Regions from separate parts of the Mus musculus genome. Here region 1 is linked to region 2. The links are chromatin loops, found by intact Hi-C in ENCODE. Cell type or tissue: left cerebral cortex. All regions are shown on one strand. Each heading gives the region's core, and the rest is flanking DNA. Links, peaks and the distances in the headings are about the cores only. Region 1 has its middle 100 kb from the start of Gm46962. Region 2 has its middle 84 kb from the start of Gm46962.

Region 1 (11,594 bases), core at 1,995-9,994, 190 kb after region 2:
CTATGATATCTTTCATGCCTGAGATTTTCTTTTTCATCTCTTGAATCCTGTTGGTGATATTTGCATCTGTAGTTCCTGATCTCTTTCTTAGGTTTTTCCATCTTCAGGGTTTCCTCCATTTGTGATTTCTATATTTTTTCTATTTCCATTTTTAGGTCTTGGACTGCTTTTTTTCAACTCCTGCACCTATTTGGTTGTATATTCCTGTATTTCTTGAAGGGATTTATGTGTTTCCAATTTAAGGGTTTCTATTTGTTTGCCTGAGTTTTCCTGTATTTCTTTAAGGAACTTGTTTATATCCTCCTTAAAGGCCTCTTTCATCTTCATGATATGGGATTTTAGGTCAGAATCTTGTTCTTTGGGTTTGTAAGTGTATTCAGGGCTTGCTGTGGTAGGAAAACTGGGTTCTGATGCTGTCAAATTATATTAGCTTCTGTTGAATATGTTCTTGTGCTTGCCTTTCAATATCTGGTTATCTCTGGTGTTAACTGGTCTGGGTGTCTCAGACTGGAACAGACCTCCTTGGATGCAAGTAGAGCTGTGTGACCTGGGTGAGAGAAGGCCTTTTGGGAGGCAGGCAATGCTATCTTTTGTTAGGGAAGGCCTCTTCTGTCCCTGGTGAGAGAGGGTCTCCTATTTCCCTGGTTAGGGTAAATTTCCTGGGAGACAAGCTGGCTTTGGAGTCTAGAAGCAGAAGGCACTTTGATCTGTGTTCCTGGTCATGGTAGAAGTCCTTAAAGTTAAGTAGGCTGGAGGGAGGGGGACAACATGCTGATCTGCTACAGGTTCAGGTAGAGGTGCAGAATGGAAGGATGATGGGGCACATGTAGTGTGGGATAAATCTCATGTATGCTATGCTCTGAGGAGTCCTAGATGTTATGGGTATTGGGGTGAGGGTCTCACCCATGTTCCTACTTATGGCAGATCTCCTGGGAGACAGATAGGCTGTGAGATCCTGTGAGGGGCAGGCTCAGTTATATCTCCAAATTTCTGAATCCTTTGCTACAGTCTTCTGTGTCTTCACCATCCAGGGCTCTTAGTTCTAATTCACATGTAAGCAGATCTGCCTGAGCAATAGAAAAACTGAGATGTTCCAGGGCTGCTGGGCAACTGTGCTGCTGAATGCTGACTTGTGCAGGACCACCATAGCTAAGAAACTGAATCTCAGCAAAGTTTTATGGGTCCCATATACATATATACATATAAGCATCTACTGAAATGGGTTTCTATATGATCTCTCAAATGGCCCTTAGTGCTACCTATCTTCCTGTATTCTCTCTCTTACCTTCCTCTTTGAACACAGTACTAGTGTCTTCATGCCTACTGACTAGTGTTCATGTTACTGAAAGATATTCCTCATTTTACCAGAGGAGAAAGGTAACCTAATTAGAAACCCTGTGATCTTCTGTTCAATTGAATTTAATGCTCTCTCCAAGAGATGCAACCCAAGCCAGGTGGTCAAGAAAATGCAACTAGATAGGCCATGGGTCTAAGTGAAACCCAGATGCTATAGTTCTGAGAAGGGATACAGCAATGAAATGAAATCATTAGGTTGACATTTTGTTATACCCATAGATCAAAGCATTGCTTCATCATTAGAGAAGCTTCTTCCTGCAGTGGATGGAAAGTAATATAGAGACTAACAGACAGACAAAGTAGAAAGAGTGAGATCTTGGAGTTCAGTCCTACATGGATTGTTTTCATCAAACTCCTCCCCTGAGAGCTCAGAGATCTCTGTAGATGAGGAAGCAAAAAAATTTTGAGATGATGGATGACATAAAGAAAACACTGTCCTCTAGACACAACAGGGCTAATGCACATATGAACTCTCAGAGACTGTGGCAGGACACCAGTCCAGTACAGGCAAAGCTAGGAGGGGTCCAGGAGTCAGACATGGAAATGGACATGAGCTTTCCTCTTTAACCATGAAAATATCATGTGACCACCATACTGCTGTTTCCCTTATATGATTGTGTGTTAGCACAGATATCTGAATATGCCTATCAGAGATAATTTAATGTTTTAGACCTGAGAAGTAGATATATATAATTATATATTTAATGCCATATAAATGTGAAATGCATAGTGGTTAAATGTATATTTGATTTTCAGTAATATTCTTGGCTCAATGCTAAATGTTAATATTGGATAAACACTTTGCTTTGGATAGATAATGCCATGAGCTGCCTTGCAATTAGTTGACTAATAATACACATTTTTGAGTGTTTACGTCTCTATAGACTAGACTGTCCTAGATTAGACTTGCTATGCACCCAAGGCTGGCCTTAAACTCATGATCCTGCTGTTTCTATCTCTCAGTTTCTGGGATTATAGACATGAATATCCATTCCTTGACAAAAAAATATTTATTTTTTGTTTCTTTTACTTTTTACATAACATTGGCTCTATAACTTGCTTCACACACACACACACACACACACACACACACACACACACACACACATATATACACATATGTATTCATAATCCAATAAATCTAAATCTTGGAAGGTTATTTGATTTCTCTTTTTTCTATTATTTTCATTTATACCTAACTTTTTTCTTTTGGATGGCACCTATCTTTGATGTTGGGATCTATTGGTCTTGGCATATTTATTCCTTGATTTAAGAAGGCTGCACCCCTTCTGGAGAGTTTTTTTTCCCCAATGAATATATATATATGACCCGTCCAGCAGGTCTAGTTATTCGAGGGTCTCGAGGGGACCTCCTCCTAATAATCAAATGGGGGGGGGGGGTAGAGAGAGATGAGGGCCTTGTGCGAATAACGACACGGAAACCGTTCTGGAATGCATCAAAGCCCCAAATGTATTAGCCAGGCCCGAGGTTTAAATGCACAAGAAAAAGGGGAAGTGCCTTTCAGCAGGAGGACTGGGGCAGAGGAAATGCACCTCAGCAGGAGGGATAGGGCAGCGGAAATTTTTCCTTTGGCGACTACAAGGGGAAGCAGGAACTTGGTGGTATCAGGGTACATCTTGAGGTCAGGACATCTGGTGCTGACTTAGGGCTGGAACAATCTGTGGTTGTTCTCTGAGCAGTGTGTCTGATGGCCTACTTTTGACCCCCTTTTCTTCTCCGGGGGAGAGGCCCAATTCAGAGATCAGGACAATAGCATTGCCTTAATAGCTAGATGTATATGTATATCTCATTTTCTTCCCCCCTGCCTCTATGAGGGTGCTCTTCCACCCACCCACTCCCATCTTCCTGCCCTGACATTTCCTTACACTGGGACATTGAACATTCTCAGGCCCAAGGATCTCTCCTCCCACTGATGTCCAACAAGGTCATCCTCTGCCACATATGCAGCCAGCACCATGGGCCCCTCCATGTGTATTCTTTGGTTGGTGGTCCAGTCCCCAGGAGTTCTGGGGTGTCTGGCCAGTTATCACTGTTGCTCCCTCCATGTGGCTGCAAACTCCCTCAGCTCCTTCAGTCCCTTCTCCAACTCCTCCATTGGGGATCCCCGCGCTCTTTTTAACCTGTTTACTATGTCAGCAAGACCATTATAACCCACTTACAATATTGCTAATTTTTAAATTACCCTAGAATATTTATTTCTGGAATTAAATACTCTTTCAATTTTGGTCTACAATCATGATTTTATGATTGTTTAATTTTTTTTCCATTCTCCCATTTTAGAGCGCTGTTTAAGTTCCACAAAGTAGAAGAAAATACTTATTAGTTTATGCTAGGGTTATATTTGCCTTGAGATTAAAACTTTTTAGGTCCCAAGATTAAATTATTGTCTTCCAGGATTTCCACAGAATAAATTCTGAGCTTCTCTTTTCATATCAGTCCCATTTTTAGTCTGTAAACACAATGTCCAACGCACTGTTCATAGGCTTCAGAATAGGTGTCTTAGGAGATGGGAGATACTGAACAAATTTAGCTCCCATTTCCTTTTTTTTTATAATTTTTATTTTTTGCATTTCCTCTTTCCCAGATTCTACCCTTACTATCTTTTATTGCATGTTTTCTTCTATGTTTTTTTTTTTTTGTTTCTGTGATTTTTTTTTTAAAATAATCACCCTAAGACTGTCAATCTGAGGTAACTCTCCTCAAAAGTTAACTGACTTAAATGTCTTTGATTTTAACTGAATGCTGCTGTTAGAGCACCTAGTACTTTGCTGTTGAAGAGCTATAAGCTGATATCTCTCAGTGATCCCTCTTGCTCTCTGTGATGGCATTTTTGTTGATTGACACCATCCACTCTCACACACACTGCCCAGGCATTTGCTTTTGTATTTGCTGGCTGCTTTGCATAGACCCCTCCAGCCTAACCCAGCTGCTCAGAATTTATAAACCAGTATGAACTGAGCAGCATCAGACAGGCAGGGGAAGCAAGATGGATTCACAGGCCCAGGTTCTTATGTTACTGCTGCTATGGGTATCTGGTGAGAAATTTAAAAGTATTATCATTTCAGAGTTACACCTTTTTATATAAGAAATTTATACTATGTGCAAGTGTGTAATATTACTTCCATAATAACTCTGACAATATGACATTACAAAGACCTTTGACAAATTTCAACTGTTATAATAATCTATTTGTGTATGTATTCATGTTCACTTTCTACTTATTTCAGGTACCTGTGGGGACATTGTGATGTCACAGTCTCCATCCTCCCTAGCTGTGTCAGTTGGAGAGAAGGTTACTATGAGCTGCAAGTCCAGTCAGAGCCTTTTATATAGTAGCAATCAAAAGAACTACTTGGCCTGGTACCAGCAGAAACCAGGGCAGTCTCCTAAACTGCTGATTTACTGGGCATCCACTAGGGAATCTGGGGTCCCTGATCGCTTCACAGGCAGTGGATCTGGGACAGATTTCACTCTCACCATCAGCAGTGTGAAGGCTGAAGACCTGGCAGTTTATTACTGTCAGCAATATTATAGCTATCCTCCCACAGTGCTTCAGCCTCCTACACAAACCTCCTTGAGAATTTCACCAGCTGCCTGCATAACACACAGTCCTTGGTCTGAACACTTCCTCTTTCTTCATGAAAGCCAGCATGCATGAAACACATGTAAAAATTTCAGAGTCCAGCAAAGGTAATTAGTTCACCATCTCTTGTGTTTTTTCTTTCTTTTTCTTTTTTGGTATGAAAAAATTTTGTATGAAAATACAAAAAAGAAACTCAGTATTATCTTTCTGTTCTTCCTGTAACACATTACCACAAACTCTTTTCCTTGAATATGAGCGATTCATCTTTTTATAGTGCTGGAGTTCTGGTTTTCAATATGAGAGACTCTATGGGCTGAAGTCAAAGTATTGTTAAACAGCACTTTAGATTGGAGGCACTAGGAAACAATGCTTTTTTTTCTTTTTTTTTTTTTTTTTTTGCTTTGACTACCTTGTCTACTTCCTAGAGTACATTCTTGCTTCATTACCTATGTACACTTCTCTATTTTTCTTTTTTTTTTTTTACTTTTTCATAAATTCTTACCTTTTTGTACTTGTGTATATGCATAGGTGCACAATTGCCTTGGCACATTTGTGGAAAATCAACTTGCACTTGGTTTTCTCTTTTTGTCATATTTGTTCTTGGGATCAAATTAAGTTCTGATGTCAGGCTTTTTGGCAATTGTCTTTGCCATCTGAGCAGTCTTGCAGTCTCTTAAATTTGTTTACTAATATACATACATCATGTACAAATTTCATAAAAGCAATGTCTTTCAAGTATGTCTTATATTTTCACTACATCATCCAACTGCCCTGATTTTTTCCTATTATCTCTTTTACTCTAGTCTGTCTTATACTTTTATGTACATTTATATATAAATACATACACACACACCACATCTATCGATGTATACAAACACACAGACTCATTCATATATATGCACACATACAGAGTTGTACCCACATATACATATGCCTGTACATGTACACACACAAACTTAACACACAGCATATTTAGGATCCATAGAGAAAAGAAAATGTGATATTTATTGCCCCTATTTCTGGGGCCAATTCTCCCTCTAAAGTCTTCTTATATGCTTTCCAACTGTGAAGACTGAAAAGCCTCTGTACTCTAATGTTGGATATAATTTTGTATTACAATATGCAAGCTACCAATTTTTACCAATTTTTGAATATTAATTAATAGAGTTTAATGTTTTTAGAGGGTAATAATTTGTGCTTCTCTGTAAACAATATGCTAACTAATCCAATCAATATTCTCATTAAGAAAATAATTGAGTTCATATTTTGGAGTTATATCATGGAAAAACTGCCTTATAGACTACATAATATTGCTGGAGGATCTACAAATATCTTAAAGCTTTTTGCATAGGAATCAGTGTGTCCAAACTTGCACGATGTGTCTGTGTCTAGGAAAATAGCTATTCTAGGCATTTCCCAAGGAAAATCTTAGAGTGATGTACTTAGTGTTTTCTTCAATGTGACAACACATCTGAGAAAAGCAGCTTAAAGTCAAAGATTTATTTTTAGCTCATAGTTTCTGTTTCAGGCCAAGGTATATTGGTATCCTTACTGTGAACATAAATGAGGTTGAATATCATAGATGAAGGAACTCTGGGGGGAAAGCTGCTCTCCTCATGCCAGCTGAGAAGCAGAGTAAGTTAGGAAGAAGCCAGAGACATGACCCAGTCTTTAGAAGCACCCCCCTTGATCCTGAAGTAGCACAGACCTCTTACTTCCCAGCATCTCCCCAAAAATGCCATTTAATTATGAATAATCAATGGATGAATTCAGTAATTCAGTCAATGTCATCATCATTAATTCATTTTCAAAAGTTGAATCCATAAGCTGGGAACCAAATACTTTAACTGGGAATCTTTTCAATGACAATGCAGAAACAAACCATAATCCTAAAAGGGCAAGCGGATTCATGATTGGAAGAAAGGAAGAATTGGAGATTAAGAATATCCAACATGAATTATAAAGACCAAAGTTCATAGCAAAGCAAATTTATATGTATAGACATAGTTATTTAGAAATAATTTGACTATATGACCATTTATAATTACACAGTAGTTTCCTCCCTAGAGCCCACAGTTTCTAAATTAATGAGTTTTTGACCAGATTTACTCTAATGGGTATAAAATTACTTCCATAGTTCAGTTCTCAACTGTCAGTCAGAAACTGGTTGTTCACTACCATAACCATCATGCAATTATTACCCCAGTTCACACTTCTTGGTAACTAGTCAAGGCTGTATCATTAGGGTTCAGTGTGGAGTAAGATATTGAAGTCTTTTCTCTCTCAGAGACTGTTCTATTTGTGTATTCTTAGACAATATATACTACTTTCACAGTTATAGAAAGAACATTTGTACAGAATACCACAGTTTATCCCCTTGCTATGATGAAAATTCAAATGAAATCTATTTTAGTGTCTATCTTACTCCAGTCAGAATGGACATCAACAGGGATATAGAGGAATATAAATCTCAGAGTGGACTTAGAGGAAGTGCAGTTCTTATACAGGGGTTGGTCAAAAAGAAATCTAGTGCAGCCACTTTGGTTATCAATCTGGATATTTGTCAAAGGACCAGAAACAGATCTACCACATGGCCCAGCTTTACCACTCTTGTGTATACAACCAAAGTACTTCATATCATCTAACAGGGACACTTGCACATCTATGTTTATTGTTACTCTATTGACAATAAGTAGGAAATTTCATCAAACTAGATGCATATCAAATCAACAATTTCTAACTTAAATGCACAATGTAATGTTACTCAGCCACTATGTAAAATGAAATTATGAAATTTTATAATGAATGGATGAAATGAAAGACGAGTGCTGGGGGCTGAATGATGTCTGTCACCGAGGTCCCAACTACAAAACCCCATATGTTCTCATGACCTGAGTGTACTAGCAGCAAACCTTCATTTTAGTGTCCTTATCATGGAATACATGTAGCATCTAGGAAACTAGAAATGTTCTATTTGTGAAAGTTTAATTTTAGGAAGAAAAACAGTTGCTGCGGTATATCTCCTCCCAAATATGCCCCGGCAATGAAAACACAACACAGTTAATATGATTACATGCTGTGTGCCTAGATTGGGCAGATCTACCCCTACACTTCCATCTTCCACAGCTTATGAGACCCCTTATATCTTGCGGTTTCTCCAGAACATGTGCTTCTGCTCTGCTTTTCTTTTTCTTCCTCCTCCTCTACATCCTCTCCCTCTTCCATTTGCTCCTTCCTCTCTCTCCCCAACCTTCCACTCCACCTTCCCTTTTATCTGCCCAATCATCAGCTCTCCTTTATTTTACAAATTGAGGTGGGAACTAGGTTTTCAGGAAATCACCTGAGTGCTGACTCATTCCTTGTTCAAAGCCACTCACAGGAGAGTGGAATTAACATAAAATATAATCAGCCCAAGGGCTATCCACAACAAATAGTAGCATATAGGATAAATAGGAGTAGAAAATATCCTTTTCTGTCTAGTGGAGAAGGAAAGCTTCAGGTACTAGAGGGATGTAATATGGAAATGAAGGACCAGAGGGAGATTTCCCCAAGTGAAGTTTAGATGAGAATGCTACTTAGAAACCTATGGTCTTGGGAGAAGTTGAGAGGGTCAGGAAATTGAACTGAGGTGAGTGGCAGTGGGGGATGGGGAACTGGGGGGGGTAGCCACTAGAAAGGCCCAGTTTCCAGGGACTCAAGAAGTTCCCAGGACCCAACAGGGATGACATTAGCTGAAATACCCAACAAAATGGAGAGAGAACCTGTAGAGACCATATCTAGTTGATAGGCATAGACCCTGGTTGAGGGATGTGGCCACCTACCTGTCTCAAAAATATTAATCCAGAATTGCTCCTGTCAAAAGGAAATGTAGGGACAAAGAGTGGAGCAGAGACTAAAAGAAAGGTTAATTTCCACAACTAAGGATCCATCCCATCTGCAGACACTAAATGCAGACAATGGTGCTGATATATTAATAAAACTAAGTCAAAACCGTGGGACTCTTAAGAGAGTCACTGTGTGCAATGTATGGAAGCAGAAAGCTAGCAGAACTGCTGAGTTAAGGTTAACTTGATTCTTTCTGGCCACCACCTGACAGCTTTACCCATGTCATTTATCATTGGAGCTTCACAAGAAAATGCAAGTAGCTGACCTTGGAGCTTTGAGCTCTGAAGTATAGTAAATCAAAAGTTAAAGTTTAACTAATAATAAGTTTGCAATTATTATTATTATTATTATTATTGTCACAGTCCTGGGAATAGGGTAAGCTTGAAACTGTGGGGAATAATTGTTAATTCTTGATTCTTTGTGGGGTGTGGTTATTCTTTTGAATTTCATTTGGTAATGATTATACAATGTCTTTTTTTATACTTGCTTTTGGAGTATCAATAAAAGACTGGGACAAGTTAAAGGTGAGGGAGTGAATGAAGAAAGAATGTGAAGTATGAGTGTAGAGAGAGTGTGGAGTGAAAAGAGAATGTGAGGTGTATGTGGAGAGGAGTGGAGAGTGACTAGAGAGTATGTGAGGAGTGTTATGGAGAGTGTGCTTGTGAGTGAAAGGAAAATGCATGTGATATGTAGTGAGAGAGTGTGAGGGGAGAAAGTGTGTGGGCTGTGTGTGTGAGAAGAACACACAGAGTGAGTATGTTAGGGAGAGAAATAGAGGGAACAAGAGAGCACAACCTCCAGCCTGAAGAGGGAGCAAAAATGATTGCAACCTCAAGGTGGGGGAGGGGGGGAAGGGAGAGAGGGAGGGAGAGAGGAAGGGAGGGAGGGAGGGAGGGAAGAAGGGAGGATAATTTTAATCCTTGAAAAATTATCTGTCAGCTTGTACCAAAAAGTTGTCTCTGTGTGTTTATTATGCAACTTCCAGATATGGCTGATTCCAGTTGAGAACACTGATCCTGTGCTGAGGCTGGACTCTGACACAGGAACTGTATTAACAGGTTGCAGCATTAAGGAGGTTGAAAACCACTGGCCTTGGTAACTGGACTGTGCTCTTCTGTTTTTCTGAATGCATGTCAGCACACATTCAGATATGCCCATACTAGCAAGTTGGAGGATCACTGTTCTAGGATTTTCTCATGTCATCCCTCTCCTTCTATGTGACAATCTTTTTTTTTTCAATTTTTTATTAGATATTTTCTTCACTTACATTTCAAATGCTATCCTGAAAGTCCCCTATACCCTCCCCCCACCCTGCTCCCCTACCCACCCACTCCCACTTCTTGGCTCTGGTATTCCCCTGTACTGGAGCATATAAAGTTTGCAAGACCAAGGGGCCTCTCTTCCCAATGATGGCCAACTAGGCCATCTTCTGATACATATGCAGCTAGAGACATGAGCTCAGGGGGTACTGGCTAGTTCATATTGTTGTACCACCTATAGGGTTGCAGACCCCTTCAGCTTCTTGGGTACTTTCTCTAGCTCCTCCATTGGGGGCCCTGTGTTCCATCCAATAGCTGACTGTGAGCATCCACTTCTGTGTTTGCCAGGCACTGGCATAGCCTCACAAGAGACAGCTGTATCAGGGTCCTTTCAGCAAAATCTTGCTGGCATTTGCAATAGTATCTGGGTTTGGTGGCTGATTATGGGATGGATATCCAGGTGGGTCAGTCTCTGGATGGTCCATCCTTTCATCTCAGCTCCAAACTTTGTCTCTGTAACTCCTCTCATGGGTATTTTGTTCCCCATTCTAAGGAGGGACGAAGTATCCACACTTTGGTCTTCTTTCTTCTTGATTTTCTTGTGTTTTGCAAATTGTATCTTGGGTATTCTAAGTTTCTGGGCTAATATCCACTTATCAGTAAGCGCATATCATGTAAGTTCTTTTGTGATTGGGTTATTTCATTCAGGATGATATCCTCCGAATCCATCCATTTGCCTAAGAATTTCATAAATTCATTGTTTTAATAGCTGAGTAGTATACCATTATGTAAATGTACCACATTTTCTGTATCCATTCCTCTGTTGAGGGACATCTGGGTTCTTTCCAGCTTGGGATAACAAAAGCTATTCTCAACAATAAAACAACCTCTAGGGGAATCACCCTGCCTGACCTCAAGCTGTACTACAGATCAATTGTGATAAAAACTGCATGGTAATGGTACAGCGACAGACAGGTAGATCAATGAAATAGAATTGAAGACCCAGAAATGAACCCACACACCTATGGTCACGTGATCTTTGACAAGGGAGCTAAAGCCAATCAGTGTTAAAAAGACAGTATGTTCAACAACTTGTACTGGCACAACTGGTTGTTATCATGTAGAAGAATGTGAATTGATCCATTCTTATCTCCTTGTACAAAGCTCAAGTCTAAGTGGATCAAGGAACTCCACATAAAACCAGACACTCTGAAACTTATAGAGGAGAAAGTGAGGGAAAGCCTCCAAGATATGGGCACAGGGGAAAAATTTCTAAACATAACAGCAATGGCTTGCATTGTAAGATCAAGAATTGACAAATGGGATCTCATAAAATTGCAAAGCTTCTGTAAGGCAAAAGACACTGTCAATAAGACAAAAAACCAACCAATAGATTGGGAAAGGATTTTTATCAATCCTAAATCAGATAGGGGACTAATTTCCAATATGTACAAAGAACTCAAGAAGATGGATTCCAGAAAATCAAATAA
Region 2 (11,594 bases), core at 1,760-9,759:
GTCTCCCACTATTATTGTGTGAGGTGCAATGTGTGCTTTGAGCTTTACTAAAGTGTCTTTAATGAATGTGGCTGCCCTTGCATTTGGTGCGTAGATATTCAGAATTGAGAGTTCCTCTTGGAGGATTTTACCTTTGATGAGTATGAAGTGTCCCTCCTTGTTTTTTTTTTGATAACTTTGGGTTGGAAGTCGATTTTATCTGATATTAGAATGGCCACTCCAGCTTGTTTCTTCAGACCATTTGCTTGGAAAATTTTTTTCCAGCCTTTCACTCTGAGGTAGTGTCTGTCTTTTTCCCTGAGATGGGTTTCCTGTAAGCAGCAGAATGTTGGGTCCTGTTTGTGTAGCCAGTCTGTTAGTCTATGTCTTTTTATTGGGGAATTGAGTCCATTGATATTAAGAGATATTAAGGAAAAGTAATTGTTGCTTCTTTTTATTTTTGTTGTTAGAGTTGGCATTCTGTTCTTGTGGCTGTCTTCTTTTTGGTTTGTTGAGGGATTACTTTCTTGCTTGTTCTAGGGCGTGATTTCCGTCCTTGTATTGCTTCTTTTCTGTTATTATCCTTTGAAGGGCTGGATTCGTGGAAAGATATTGTGTGAATTTGTTTTTGTCGTGGAATACTTTGGTTTTTCCATCTATGGTAATTGAGAGTTTGGCCGGGTATAGTAGCCTGGGCTGGCATATGTGTTCTCTTAGTGTCTGTAGAACATTTGTCCAGGCTCTTCTGGCTTTCATAGTCTCTGGTGAAAAGTCTGGTGTAATTATGATAGTCCTTCCTTTATATGTTACTTGACCTTTCTCCCTTACTGCTTTTAATATTCTATCTTTATTTAGTGCATTTGTTGTTCTGATTATTATGTGTCGGGAGGAATTTCTTTTCTGGTCCAGTCAATTTGGAGTTCTGTAGGCTTCTTGTATGGTCATGGGCATTTCTTTCTTTATGTTTGGGAAGTTTTCTTCTATTATTTTGTTGAAGATATTAGCTGGCCCTTTAAGTTGAAAATCTTCATTCTCATCAATTCCTATTATCCGTAGGTTTGGTCTTCTCATTGTGTCCTGGATTTCCTGGATGTTTTGAGTTAGGATCCTTTTGCATTTTGTATATTCTTTGACTGTTTGTCGATGTTCTCTATGGAATCTTCTGCTCCTGAGATTCTCTCTTCCATTTCTTGTATTCTGTTGCTGATGCTCCCATCTATGGTTCCAGATCTCTTTCCTAGGGTTTCTATCTCTAACGTTGCCTCGCTTTGGGTTTTCTTTATTGTGTCAACTTCCCCTTTTAGTTCTAGTATGGTTTTGTTCATTTCCATCACCTGTTTGGATGTGTTTTCCTGTTTTTCTTTAAGGACTTCTACCTGTTTGGTTGTGTTTTCCTGCTTTTCTTTAAGGGCCTGTAACTCTTTAGCAGTGCTCTCCTGTAATTCTTTAAGTGACTTATGAAAGTCCTTCTTGATATCCTCTATCATCATCATGAGAAATGTTTTTAAATCTGGGTCTAGATTTTGGGTTGAGTTGGGGTGCCCAGGACTAGGTGGGGTGGGAGTGCTGTGTTCTGACGATGGTGAGTGGTCTTGATTTCTGTTAGTAGGATTCTTACGTTTGCCTTTCGCCATCTGGTAATTTCTGAAGCTAGCTGTTATAGTTGTCACTGTTAAGAGCTTGTTCTTCAGGTGACTCTGTTAGCCTCTATAAGCAGACCTGGGAGGGTAGCTCTCTCCTTAGTTTCAGTGGGCAGAGTATTCTCTGCAGGTAAGCTCTCTTCTTGCAGGGAAGGTACCCAGATATTTGGTGTTCGAACCGGCCTCCTGGCAGAAGTTGTGTTCCACTCGCTAGAGGTCTTAGGATCCCATGTGGAATCCTGTGTGGGTCCTTGCGGGTGTCAGGCGACTCTGCTGGCAAGGTACCCGGTGCTCGAGTGGAGTTGGAGGGACTTGTGCCCTAGGTCAGGCCCGGGTAGTCTGCTTCCCTATTTACTGCAGTCTCAGGTTCTGCGCCATTGGATTGGGGCAGACACTGTGTTCCACTCACCAGAGGTCTTAGGATCCCGTGGGGAATCCTGTGTGGGCCCTTGCGGTTGTCGGGCGACTCCGCTGGCAAGGTACCCTGGGGCTCGAGTGGAGCGGAAGGGGGGTTTTTCTTTTTGTCATGTTTGTTCTTGGGATCAAATTCAGTTCTGATGTCAGGTGTTTTCGCAATTGTCTTTGCCCTCTGAGCAGTCTTGTAGTCTCTTAAATTTATTTACTAACATATATGCATTATATACAAATTTCATAAAAGTAATGTCTTTCAAGTATGTCTTATATTTTAACTACATCATCCACTGTCCCGATTTTTTCTCTGCTTTCTTACTATTATCTTTTTAACCCTAGTCTGTCTTATACTTTTATGTACATGTATAAATAAATACATACACACACACCACACCTATCGATGTATACAAATACAGACTCATTCATATCTACGCACGCATACAGAGATGTACCCACATATACATATGCATGTACATACATTAAAGCCTTTTAGATTCCAAGATTAAATTATTGTCTTCCAGGACACACACAAACTTAACACACAACATATTTAGAATGCATACATAAAAGAAAATGTGATTTTTTTTTTTGCCCCTATTTCTGGGGCTAATTTTCCCTCTAAAGTCTTCTTATATGCTTTCCAACTGTGAAGACTGAAAAGCCTCTCTGTACTCTAATGTTGGATATATGCAAGCTACCAATCTTTACATTGGATATTAATTAATAGAATTTAATGTTTTTAGAGGGTAATAATTTGTGCTTCTCTGTAAACAATATGCTAACTAATCCAATCAGTATTCTCATTAAGAAAGTTATTGAGTTCATATTTTGGAGATATATCAGGGGAAAACTGCCTTATAGATTACATAATATTGCTGGAGGATCTATAAATATCTTAAAGCTTTTGCATAGGAATCAGTGTGCCCAAACTTGCATGATGTGTCTGTGCCTAGGAAAATAGCTATTCTGGGTATTTCCCAAGGAAAATCTTGAAGTGATGTATTTAGTGTTTTCTTTAATGTGACAACACATCCGAGAAAAGCAACGTAAAGTCAAAGATTTATTTTAGCTCATAGTTTCTGTTTCAGGCCAAGGTATGTTGGTATACTTACTGTGAACATAAATGAGATTGAATATCTTAGAAGAAGGAACTCTGGGGGGAAAGCTGCTCTCCTCATGCCAGCTGAGAAGCAGAGTAAGGTAGAAAGAAGCCAGGGACATGACCCAGTCTTTAGAAGCACCCCCTTGATCCTCAAGTAGCACAAACCTCTTACTTTCCAGCATCTCTTCCAAAATGCCATTTAATAAAGAATAATCAATGGATGAATTCAGTAATTAAGTCAATGTTTTCATGATTGATTCATTTTCAAAGTTTAATCCATAAGCTGGGAACCAAATACCTTAACTGGGAATCTTTTCAATGACAATGCAGAAACAAACCATAATCCTAAAAGGGCAAGTGGATTCATGATTGGAAGAAAGGTAGAATTGGAGAATAAGAATATCCAACATGAATTATAAAGACCAAAGTTCATAGCAAAGCAAATTTATATGTATGGACATAGTTATTTAGAAGTAATTTGACTATATGACCATTTATAATTACACAGTAGTTTCCTCCCTAGAGCCCACAGTTTCTAAATTAATGAGTTTTTGACCAGATTTACTCTAATGGGTATAAAATTACTTCCATGGTTCAGTTCTCAACTGTCAGTCAGAAACTGGTTGTTCACTACCATAACCATCATGCAATTATTACCCCAGTTCATACTTCTTGGTAACTAGTCAAGGCTGTATCATTAGGGTTCAGTGTGGAGTAAGATATTGAAGTCTTTTCTCTCTCAGAGACTGTTCTACTTTTGTATTCTTAGACAATATATACTACTTTCACAGTTATAGAAAGAACATTTGTACAGAATACCACAGATTATCCCCTTGCTATGGTGGAAATTCAAATGAAATCTACTTTAGAGTCTATCTTACTGCAGTCAGAATGGACATCAACAGGGATATAGAGGAATATAAATCTCAGAGTGGACTTAGAGGAAGTGCAGTTCTTATACAGGGGTTGGTCAAAAAGAAATCTAGTGCAGCCACTTTGGTTATCAATCTGGATATTTGTCAAAGGACCAGAAACAGATCTACCACATGGCCCAGCTTTACCACTCTTGTGTATACAACCAAAGTACTTCATATCATCTAACAGGGACACTTGCACATCTATGTTTATTGTTACTCTATTGACAATAAGTAGGAAATTTCATCAAACTAGATGCATATCAAATCAACAATTTCTAACTTAAATGCACAATGTAATGTTACTCAGCCACGATGTAAAATGAAATTATGAAATTTTATAATGAATGGATGAAATGAAAGATGAGTGCTGGGGGCTGAATGATGTCTGTCACCGAGGTCCCAACTACAAAACCCATAAGTTCTCATGACCTGAGTGTACTAGCAGCAAAACTTCATTTTAGTGTCCTTATCGTGGAATACATGTAGCATCTAGGAAACTAGAAATGTTCTATTCATGAAAGTTTAATTTTAGGAAGAAAAACAGTTGTTGCGGTATATCACCTCCCAAATATGCCCCAGCAATGAAAACACAACACAGTTAATATGATTACATGTTGTGTGCCTAGATTGGGCAGATCTACCTCTACACTACCGTCTTTAACAGCTTATGAGACCCCTTATATCTTGCGGTTTCTCCAGGCCATGTGCTTCTTCTGCTCTGCTTTTCTTTTTATTCCTCCTCCTCTACATCCTCTCCCTCTTCCATTTTCTCCTTTCTCTCTCTCCCCAACCTTCCACTCCACCTTCCCTTTTATCTGCCCAATCATCAGCTCTCCTTTATTTTACAAATTGAGGTGGGAACTAGGTTTTCAGGAAATCACCTGAGTGCTGACTCATTCCTTGTTCAAAGCCACTCACAGGAGAGTGGAATTAACATCAAATATAATCAGCCCCAGGGCTATCCACAACAAATAGTACCATATAGGATAAATGGGAGTAGAAAATATCCTTTTCTGTCTAGTGGAGACAGAAAGCTTCAGGTACTTGAGGGATGTAATATGGAAATGAAGGACCAGAGGGAGATTTCCCCAAGTGAAGTTTAGATGAGAATACTACTTAGAAACCTATGGTCTTGGGAGAAGTTGAGAGGGTCAGGAAATTGAAAGGTGAGTGGCAGTGGGGGATGGGGAACTGGGGGGTAGCCACTAGAAAGGCCCAGTTTCCAGGGACTCAAGAAGTTCCCAGGACCCAACAGGGATGACATTAGCTGAAATACCCAACAAAATGGAGAGAGAACCCGTAGAGAACATATCTAGTTGATAGGCATAGACCCTGGTTGAGGGATGGGGCCACCTACCTGTCTCAAAAATATTAATCCAGAATTGCTCCTGTCAAAAGGAAATGTAGGGACAAAGAGTGGAGCAGAGACTAAAAGAAAGGTCATCCAAAAACTTCCACAACTAAGGATCCATCCCATCTGCAGACACTAAATGCAGACAATGGTGCTGATATATTAATAAAACTAAGTCAAAACAGTGGGACTCTTAAGAGAGTCACTGTGTGCAATGTATGGAAGCAGAAAGCTAGCAGAACTGCTGAGTTAAGGTTAACTTGATTCTTTCTGGCCACCACCTGACAGCTTTACCCATGTCATTTATCATTGGAGCTTCACAAGAAAATGCAAGTAGCTGACCTTGGAGCTTCGAGCTCTGAAGTATAGTAAATAAAAAGTTAAGGTTTAACTAATAATAAGTTTGCAATTATTATTATTATTATTATTATTATTATTATTATTATTATTGTCACAGTCCTGGGAATAGGGTCAGCTTGAAACTGTGGGGAATAACTGTTAATTCTTGATTCTTTGTGGGGTGTGGTTATTCTTTTGAATTTCATTTGGTAATGATTATACAATGTCTTTTTTTATACTTGCTTTTGGAGTATCAATAAAAGACTGGGACAAGTTAAAGGTGAGGGAGTGAATGAAGAAAGAACGTGAGGTATGAGTGTGGAGAGAGTGTGGAGTGAGTGAAGAGAGAATGTGAGGTGTATGTGGAGAGGAGTGGAGAGTGACTAGAGAGTATGTGAGGAGTGTTATGGAGAGTGTGTTTGTGAGTGAAAGGAAAATGCATGTGATATGTAGTGAGAGACTGTGATGAGAGAAAGTGTGTGGGCTGTGTGTGTGAGAAGAACACACAGAGTGAGTGTGTTAGGGAGAGAAATAGAGGGAACAAGAGAGCACAACCTCCAGCCTGAGGAGGGAGCAAAAATGACTGCAACCTCAAAGTGGGGGAGGGGAGGAAGGGAGGGAGGGAGGGAGGGAGGGAGGGAGGGAGGGAGGAAGGGAGGGTAATTTTAATCCTTGAAAAATTACCTGTCATCTTGTACCAAAAAGTTGTCTCTGTGTGTTTATTATGCGACTTCCAGATATGGCTGATTCCAGTTGAGAACACTGATCCTGTGCTAAGGCTGGACTCTGACACAGGAACTGTATTAGCAGGTTGCAGCATTAAGGAGGTTGAAAACCACTGGCCTTGGGAACTGGACTGTGCTCTTCTGTTTGTCCTAATGCATGTCAGCACACATTCAGATATGCCCATACTAGAAAGTTGGAGGATCACTGTTCTAGGATTTTCTCATGTCATTCCTCTCCTTCTATGTGACAATCTTTTTTTTTTCAATTTTTTATTAGATATTTTCTTCACTTACATTCAAATGCTATCCTGAAAGTCCCCTATACCCTCCCGCTGCCCTGCTCCCCTACCTACCCACTCCCACTTCTTGGCCCTGGTGTTCCCCTGTACTGGAGCATATAAAGTTTGCAAGACCAAGGGGCCTCTCTTCCCAATTATGGCCAACTAGGCCATCTTCTGATACATATGTAGCTAGAGACACGAGCTCTGGGGGTACTGGTTAGTTCATATTGTTGTACCACCTATAGGATTGCAGACCCCTCAGCTTCTTGGGTACTTTCTCTAGCTCCTCCATTGGGGGCCCTGTGTTCCATCCAATAGCTGACTGTGAGCATCCACTTCTGTGTTTGCCAGGCACTGGCATAGCCCCACAAGAGACAGCTGTATCAGGGTCCTTTCAGCAAAATCTTGCTGGCATTTGCAATAGTGTCTGGGTTTGGTGGCTGATTATGGGATGGATATCCAGGTGGGTCAGTCTCTGGATGGTCCATCCTTTCATCTCAGCTCCAAACTTTGTCTCTGTAACTCCTCCCATGGGTATTTTGTTCCCCATTCTAAGGAGGGACGAAGTATCCACACTTTGGTCTTCTTTCTTCTTGATTTTCTTGTGTTTTGCAAATTGTATCTTGGGTATTCTAAGTTTCTGGGCTAATATCCACTTATCAGTGAGCGCATATCATGTAAGTTCTTTTGTGATTGGCTTATTTCATTCAGGATGATATCCTCTGAATCCATCGATTTGCCTAAGAATTTCATAAATTCATTGCTTTTAATAGCTGAGTAGTATACCATTGTGTAAATGTATCACATTTTCTGTATCCATTCCTCTGTTGAGGGACATCTGGGTTCTTTCCAGCTTGGGATAACAAAAACTATTCTAAACAATAAAACAACCTCTGGGGGAATCACCATGCCTGACCTCAAGCTGTACTACAGATCAATTGTGATAAAAACTGCATGGTACTGGTACAGCGACAGGCAGGTAGATCAATGGAATACAATTGAAGACCCAGAAATGAACCCACACACCTATGGTCACTTGATCTTTGACAAGGGAGCTAAAACCAATCAGTGGAAAAAAGACAGCATTTTCAACAAATTGTACTGGCACAACTGGTGGTTATCATGTAGAAGAATGCAAATTGATCCATTCTTATCTCCTTGTACAAAGCTCAAGTCTAAGTGAATCAAGGAACTCCTCATAAAACCAGACACCCTAAAACTTATAGAGGAGAAAGTGAGGGAAAGCCTCTAAGATATGGGCACAGGGGAAAAATTCCTAAACATAACAGCAATGGCTTGCATTGTAAGATCAAGAATTGACAAATGGGATCTCATAAAATTGTAAAGCTTCTGTAAAGCAAAAGACACTGTCAATAAGACAAAAAGGCCACCAACCAAAAGATTGGGAAAGGATTTTTACCAATCCTAAATCAGATATTTATGTACAATATGTACAAAGAACTCAAGAAGCTGAATTCCAGAAAATCAAATAACCAACCCTATTAAAAATTGAGTACAGAGCTAAACAAAGAATTCTCAACTGAGGAATACTGAATGGCTGAGAAGCACCTGAAAAAAATGTTCAACATCCTTTTTGTGTTGTTTTGTTTTGTTTTTGTTTTGTGTTTTTTGAGTCAGGGTTTCTCTGTGTAGCCCTGGCTGTCGTGGAACTCACTCTGTAGACCAGGCTGGCCTCTAACTCAGAAATCTGCCTACCTCTGCCTCCCAAGTGCTGGGATTAAAGGTGTGCACCACCACTGCCAGGCTTCAACATCCTTAATCATGAGGGAAATGCAAATCAAAACAACCCTGAGATTCCACGTCACACCAGTCAATATGGCTAAGATCAAAAAACTCAGATGACAGCAGATGCTGGCGAGGATGTGGAGAAATAGGAACACTCCTCCATTGCTGGTGGGATTGCAAGCTTGTACAACCACTGTGGAAATCAGTCTGGAGGCTCCTCAGAAAATTGGACATAGTACTACAGGAGGATCCAGCAATACCTTTCCTGAGCATATACCCACAAGATGTTCCAACTGGTAATAAGAACACATGCTCCACTATGTTCATAGTAGCCTATGTGATAATCTTTATCACAGCACAGGTCTTTCTTGTCACCTCTCTTTCAAGATCACAGATTTAAATGCCACAGGCCCTGTGTTGGCTCTCATATTTGGACTGAATGCACAATGCAGCATCATTGTCCCATGACTCACCATGCATTACCATGAACCTAGTTTCCTTTCTCTATCCTTGCCAGTATTCTAGTGCATCAGCAGTCCTAGGAGCTGAGTATGGAGCCTCATTTTGAGAAACTTAAGTAAGGTTTCCAGACAAGTTAGAGCAAGGTTGCAGCTGAAGTTTTAGTTCACACTTGCAAGGGATACTCAGGGAACAATATACAAATCTACTAGTGGATTAAAAAGCTAGACAAAGGTACCCCCATAGAAGCAGGGGGAGGAGGGATGGGATAGAGGGTTTCCAAAGAGGAAACCTAGAATGGGGATAACACTTTAAATGTAAATAAATAAAATATCCATTAAAAAAGTAGGAAACCCATGGAGTGAGCCAAGTGACATAAATATTACTTATATTTGGAGGAAGAACAATAGAAATAAAATCCACATTGCCTGAAGCAATCTAAAGAACTAAGTGGTGAATGTTTGAGATCTGTGGGAAATACAAGGTACATAGATTCCTTCCAGCTTAAGACAGCACCAGAAGACCAAGTTGGTGTGATTGTATGTGTGTGTGTGTTTGTGTGTGTGTGTGTTCATTGTAAAGGTCATCATTCCCCCTCAGTCTGAAATAACCAGAAACAAGATGTAAGTCTCTTCAGCAATAGGGATTTACTATCAATTAGTAAAGAGCAACCAATAGCCAGAGTTGTATGGGGATTCCCATGGGTACTCTCTGCCCAACAACTCATATGTAACCCATTGATGGCACTGGAGGTTTCATTTGGTGGCGAGAGATGTCTAGCTGAGGTTTTTCCTCCTTTGTTATTTGTTTCCATTTAGATTACTTTCATATATGCATATATGTTAATCAACATCTACTGAAGTAGGTTCTATATGGGCCTTCAAATGACCCTTAATGCTAGGTATCTCTCCCTGTATTCTCTCTCTTACTTTCCTCTTGCCTCACCACATTGAGAAGTTGTACTGATGCCTAACTAGAGCCTCCAAGCCTACTGACTAGTGTTCATAGTGCTGAAAAACATCCTGCATTCTATCAGAGGTGAGAGGTAATTACCAACCCAATTATAAATCCTGTAATTTGGAATGTTTTTGGCAGTAAAGAACTTCTTTCTAACTGGAATTAAGGTCCACTACATGATATGGAACCCACGACAGACTCTGCTCATGTGGCCAAGAAGATGAGACTAGAAAGGCCATGCTCCTTGAGGAAACCAATAGTTCTGCTAAAGGACCACAATGAAATGGCTTCCAATTACATTCTGTTATAACCATAGGTCACATTTTGCTCAGCCATCATCAGAGAAGCTTCTTCCCGCCGTAAATGGGAACAAATATAGAGACTTAAAAGTAGAGAAAGTGGAAAGAGTGAGAGATCTTGGTGCATGCAGTCCTAAATGAAGTAGCTTCATCAAAGCCCTCCTCAGAGAGCTCAGGATCTATGTGGATAAGGTGGCAGAAAGACTTTGAGAGCCAGAGATGATGGATGACATCAGGAAGCAGTGTTTTACAGATGCAACAGGACTGATGCACATATGAACTCACAGAGATGTGGCAGTATATACAGGTCCAGCACAGGTCTAAACTAGATGGGGTCCCAGTGGTGAGAGGGGAAAATGGACAAAAACTATCAAGTGACCACCATACTGTTGTCTATCATGTAATCATGTTTTAGCAATTTAGGGAGGAATTCCTAATATGCATATCAGAAATAGTTTAACAATTTATACTTGAGAAGTAGATGTGTAAAATTATTTATTTAATGTAAAATAAAAGTTAAATGTCTTTTGACTAAAAGCATATTTAATTTTCATTCATATTCTTGAGTTAATGTTAAAGTGCTAGTATTGGATAAATACTTTTCTTTGAATAAAAAGTACCATGAAGTGTGTTGTGACTTTTGACTAATGGTACACATGTTAACAGTTTGTGTCCCTCCATAAAATAGACTGGCCTAGAACATGCTATGTATCCCAGGGAGATCCCAAACTTCTGATCCTCCTGTTTCTGTCTTCCCAGTTCTTGGATTACAGATTTGAATTTCCACTCCTTGCCAAGATTGTTTATTTTTTGTTTCTTGTACTTTATGGATAATGTTGGGTATAATTTATATATATATATCAGTAATTTAAATCTTTCAAGGTATTTTGCTTTTGTTATTGCTATTTATTTTCATTCATAGTTAAACATTTTGGGGGGGGTGGCAGCAATCTCTGATGTGGTAGTCTATTGGTCTTTGTAAACTTATAGCTTGAATTAACAAGGCTGCACCTCCTTCCGGAGAGATGTTTTTTTTTAATGATCTTTAATCTTTTTTTACAGTCCAGTCTTTATTCCCCTCCCTACCTGCCTATCAATAGCCTCTCATCTCATTCTTCCTCTCCCATCTCCAAGAGGATGAATATATATATATATATATATATATATATATATTTACCACTTTAGTATGTCAGCAAGACCATTGTCCCTGGGTTTCCATACTGCTATCTAAATTACCCTAGCATATTTCTGGAATCAAACACTCTTGCAGTGTTGCTCTACAGCCATGATTTCATGAAGAAATCTAGTTTGTTTCATTCCCCATCCAGTCTCCCAATTTAAAGTCCTTTTCTACTTGCTCAAAGTGAAAATCACACTTACTACATTCT

What was found. Peaks named below come from ENCODE experiments on the same cell type or tissue, not always from the same donor. Only the 100,000 strongest peaks of a DNase experiment are listed, where the experiment ranks them.
Region 1: a loop joins it to region 2, with 27 times the contacts of the local background. A loop is called at or near these places in 22 of 42 quality-filtered maps.

What each region holds. Positions count from the first base shown.
Region 1 is chr6:70,110,387-70,121,980 of GRCm38, reverse strand. It overlaps Igk and Igkv8-30. Among named protein-coding and RNA genes, the nearest start is that of Gm46962, 100 kb to the left of the region's middle. In left cerebral cortex, for the core only: no CTCF peak of the experiment used is centred there; DNase peaks (open chromatin) are centred at 4,335, 4,904 and 6,443.
Region 2 is chr6:70,298,699-70,310,292 of GRCm38, reverse strand. It overlaps Igk. Among named protein-coding and RNA genes, the nearest start is that of Gm46962, 84 kb to the right of the region's middle. In left cerebral cortex, for the core only: no CTCF peak of the experiment used is centred there; a DNase peak (open chromatin) is centred at 8,933.